Linked DNA regions of Homo sapiens: region 2 is linked to region 1. Evidence: read pairs that join two places in POLR2A ChIA-PET (ENCODE). Cell type or tissue: OCI-LY7. All regions are shown on one strand.

Evidence for each region. ChIA-PET counts read pairs that join two places held together with the same protein. Peaks named below come from ENCODE experiments on the same cell type or tissue, not always from the same donor. Only the 100,000 strongest peaks of a DNase experiment are listed, where the experiment ranks them.
Region 2: POLR2A ChIA-PET joins it to region 1 with 11 read pairs; 16 of 35 experiments call an interaction of 5 or more read pairs at or near these places.

Annotation. Positions count from the first base shown.
Region 1 is chr13:27,454,311-27,456,810 of GRCh38, reverse strand. No RefSeq gene overlaps it. Among named protein-coding and RNA genes, the nearest start is that of MTIF3, 5.0 kb to the right of the region's middle. RefSeq lists an enhancer at 1,039-1,158. In OCI-LY7, no CTCF peak of the experiment used is centred here; a DNase peak (open chromatin) is centred at 1,050; H3K4me3 peaks cover 932 bases; H3K27ac peaks cover 958 bases.
Region 2 is chr13:27,635,455-27,637,954 of GRCh38, reverse strand. It overlaps a transcript of POLR1D not described here. Among named protein-coding and RNA genes, the nearest start is that of POLR1D, 15 kb to the right of the region's middle. In OCI-LY7, no CTCF peak of the experiment used is centred here; no DNase peak of the experiment used is centred here.

The DNA.
Region 1 (2,500 bases):
AAACACATTTTCAAATGCAGATTATAGTTCAGCACTTAGATGTGTAGATTACATTTTCCTTGCTGACCGTCAGGTAGAAACATGGCTCTGAAAACCCAAGTTCAGCATTTGAAAATCTCAGCTAAATAAATGATTAAACTCATTCAAAAGCTAAGCCTCGTATTTATCAGAGAAATGCAGCTGAAAAACACATAAGGCCTTAGTATGATGCGCGACACTGAGTATCAGTCCTAGGTAATCATACATTTCCAGTTGAAGCGCTAGAATTTACATGACTCTCTTTTGAAAGCCCAATTTCCGTAACAGTTCAGTTCTTGAACAGAAACTGCAGAGTAACAGAATTTTAAGAGCGGGCATAAAGGACATACGCAGAAATCTATGGCTATCTTTCTTTGCTTACATAGAAATGCAATAAACAACTAGTCCTGCCCAGTATTATGTTCTAAATTTGAAGAAATGCACCTACAGAGAAGGCCGCTTTGATAATTTTGAATAACTGGGAAAAGTTTACTAGGATGGCCGAGAGAAAAATTCACACAAAGAATCTTCTAGAAGTTGGAGCTCTGCATCTGACTGCTGGAGCGTTCCTCCATTTCCAATAGAGGTTTTTTTTTCACAGATTATTTTTGACTTAGCCAAGCAGGGAGCCTATTTCAAAGCTCCCAATTTGGAAATCATGGAAGCTTTATGAAGTTTTCCACCTGCATCTCTTTTTAGGAACACAGTTCTTTATTCTCTAAGGGATGAAAACCTTTAGCATATAAAAACTTTGTTAAGCTGTCACTATCAATAGGGGGAAAAAAATAACAGTGGACAAAGAAGAAACAAATTGCATCTTCGAATAAGTTTTCTTGAAGCTCTTGTTAAAAGCTATAACCTCTGATGTTAACTAAATTTAACCCATTCTGACCCTCGTGGCGGCCCTTAACCTCTTCTTTCTTCTGTTTCCTGTGGCTGCTGGAGAGAACTAGCCCAGTTATTGGAAAAGCGTTCTCTGTAGCACACAAAGGCCCAGCCTTCCTGCTACCCCATCAGGAGGCCCCGAGTCGACCGAGGGGTCAGCACCTGTGCCGAGAAGCAGGTGACAGTGAACTGCCTGCATCCTTCTTGGGCAAGTTTGTAAGAGTGTCTACCCTTCAAATATCACACTGCAGTTTCAGGCATTCAAGCCACTGAAGTTTAGATTTTCTTTGTGAATGCAGACTTTACACAAATTAATCTATTGCTGTTCAACTGACTGTAAAATTAGTAGATTTACTGTTGCAAAAAAAAAAAAAAAGAAAAACTAAGAGCTTTCACTTTCACTTTGGTAAGGTCATGGATGTGTCCTAGGCTGCTAACAAAGCAGGCTTTAAAAATCTTTGCAGCAGAACCTAGCAACTTGCAAGGTGAAAAAGCAGCAAAACAATGACTCCAATGTACAGTTGAAAGTCTACTTCCCTATACAGTAAACATCTGAAATTCCACATTTGAGGAACTTTCAAAAATGGAATAATTTGCCTTTAATTCCATTTGCCTCAAAGATGGGAAACTGTGAGAGCACAAATTTATTTTATCACAAACATTCTATTTGCTGTCAGTCCTCCCCTCCTTAAACAGCCTTGTAACTACGTCTCACATAGGTGTTTAAAAATAGTATAGGGTTGCATTCTTTTTTTTTTTTGTTTTGAGATGGAGTCTCCCTCTGTCATCCAGGCTGGAGTGCAGTGGCGCAATCTTGGCTCACTGCAACCTCCGCCTCCCTGGTTCAAGGGATTCTCCTGCCTCCGCCTCTCAAGTAGCTGGGACTACAGGCACACACCACCATGCCCAGCTAATCTTTTTTCTTTTTTTTTTTTTTTTTTGTATTTTTAGTAGAGATGGGGTTTCGTCATGTTGGCCACGCTGGTCTTGAACTCCTGACCTCATGATCTGCTTGCCTCGGTCTCCCAAAGTCCTGGGGTTACAGGCATGAGACACTGTGCCCGGCTGGGTTGCATTCTAAATGTAAAATGCTAACTAATCATTTGGTACTGTTTTGCTTTATCTACACAACAGTCAGCATGGTACACTTTGTACTAGCTCTTTGTTGTTCTGCATGATGTCCTATGATGGTAATAGAAATTATTTTCATTGTTTCAAAACGATCAAAGTTAACTGAATCACCTCAAAACTCAACACCTCTGAAATGGAAAGACATGTCTCTGTTGTGTTCCAAATGAAACTTCTGAACCTATTTTCTGCTTCTGCAGTTGCACAAGAGACTTTTCACAGAAGTGGATCTTCCATATACAAATATTTTTATTTGGCAGATATGAAAGTTTTTAAAACTTTATTACAATATGTCATTCATTTTAGACATTTTGCTGATTCACAACCACCACGTTTTAATAACTGAGGCCATCATATTCTGACAAGAGAAATGATTAATCTGGAGTCTAATGTTATGGGAAATCTCACTCATGGTAAGGAAATTTATTTTGAATCTAGCAAATAGTTTGAGAGCACACAAAGGGTTATA
Region 2 (2,500 bases), 180 kb before region 1:
ATATACTATACAAAAAAAAAATTTATGCCAGTGTGGTGGCACATGCTTGTAGTCCCAGCTACTCAGGAGGCTGATGGGGGAGGATGGCTTGATCTCAAAAGTTTGAGGCCAGCCTGGGCAACACAGCAAGACCCTATCTCTAAAAAAAAAAAATTTTTTTTAATGTATTAAAACCCATCAGTAAATTCTTAACTCTTTAAACCCTACACCGTCAAGTTTCAAGTTGTTTTTCTGGTGCCAATTTATACGGCAATGAAATTAAGTAGGACAAGGTAATTTTAAATCCCATTTTACAATTTTAAAAACTTAGTTAATATATATACAAGTGTTTTGGGAAAATTCCATATTTATATAAAGGAGTAGTTAATAGAGTTAAGCGCTTAAACATACACATAAACCTAACTTTGAGAGCAGCATCCCTTTAAGGAAAATGTTTATAAAAGTTCAAAGTGATGAACTTAGATGGTCCACTGAACAAGTCAGCCAAAAGTGCACAACTGTGCAAATAAGGTTTTATATTGACATTCAAAGCTCCCAGAGATGCTTCCTTCTTAGCTGGCCAAAGTTGTAGAGCTCTGGTACAATGCAAACACATTCTTACAGATGCTGAATTCAACAGCACAGGAGGAACCACTAGAAAGGCTGCAGAGATTAACTGAAAGGAAGGAAGGAAGCAGCTCATGGAGACTAATCTCTATAGTATGGAGAAAAACCCAAGGCATGGAAAATTCTATTACGATTAATCCAACCTTTACCTTTATATCATAACACATATCATACCAACAACACATCAGCTGCCAAAAGAAAGAAACCACAGAGAGTAATACAATCGATGATTCTGGCATCAGAAACCAGCTGCAAGACAACCAAAACCCAGCAAACCACACTTTATCATTCAGAGACTTATAAATTATATGTGATGATATAACTAAGAAGGGAAATGTGAAAGCATGTTCTAGAGCCAATGTTTAACTATGCATTGTTTTAAAAAATATCACAAACTTAAACACAATCTTTTCTTGTCCCTGAATTAAAACTATACTTTAAGTAGCCGTACATATTAGGACCATCTCATCCACTGAAACATAAACAATCCTTAGGGATGGAACAGCAGCTGCAGCTTAATTGGATGGAGCAATGCTAACAAAGAGTTTAGAACTAAGTTAAAAATAGAATAGGTACCCAATTGAGACCGCAGGGGAAAATTCTGAGAGATAGATCATGCTGATTATCCAAACAGCATAATTTGGCTTCCTCCCAAAGTCTAATACACTCTTACGCTTACCAAGAAAGGGGCGCTGCATTTTCAGTACAAATGCTTGGGACCATACTTTCACATCTCATTTGAAATATTAGACCCCTAAATTTACAATTCTCTCTTAGCGTTTGCTTGATAGAAATCGGGACATACACTATATTAATTCCTGAACGCCCAGTGTTTTTAGAAAAGTTTCAAGGATCTTTTCACTATAACTTTCATTTTAATTACCTGAACCAAAATGTTTGGGTAAAGATCCATTAAATACAATCTATATTATTAAAAAATGTAAGGGAAAAGTTTCTCAAATGTTAGAGTTAGAGGCCATCTGGTTTAACTTTGTCATATAAAACCGAGGAAATTATGGTTTAGAGAAGTTAACAACTTGCCTAACACTAAATAATATCTGGTTTTTGAAAATTTAACTCAAAATTACCAATATTTAAGCCTAGATGGCATGTATGGTCACCCTAGGGAGAAACGATGAGGAGACAGATTATAATTATAATATTTTAGCCCAGGATCATTACCTTTAGAGGACAACACTTTAAGTACCAACACTAACACTATCCCAATGCTATGTGATGTGTCTATGATTATTGTGATCTGCAATACACAAGCTTCAGAGCAGAATTTCTTACCCGAAAAATCCAGACTGAATAGACTTACTCAGTAACTGTTCTATCTTTATATAGTCCCTAAAACACCTCTCAGTGCTTTTAGAAGACAAATTATGCAGTTCTTCCTTTACAGTTTTAAATCTAGGACACCATCAAGTAACCTTAAGAGAATAAGAAAGCAGCCACAATATAGTGGTGAGAAAATGAGTCCCAGTTCCGCACCTACTAGCTCTGTGATCCTGTGATATTCAAGGTCACAAAGCTATGCGATTAAAATGAAGATATTTCTACTATCCTTTCAGAATTCTTAGGGGGATTAAATACAATTTATATATATATATGTGTGTATGTATATATATATATATATATATATATATATAGTTACTTTGTAACTATAGAGCACTGAACAAATCTATTAAGAATTTTTAAAAAAATAATCATTTTATAGTTATAATTTTAATAGTAATCATAGATAGACTATTGATAGTTATGTATGTTAACTAAAATATCATGTGCACAGCAATTTACTGAATAATATATATTACCTCACCAAGTCTGAGATGAACCCTTGAAGTTCCTGTTTCCCTTTTATTGTTTAGGCAACCAAGGCTTAGGGAGGCTG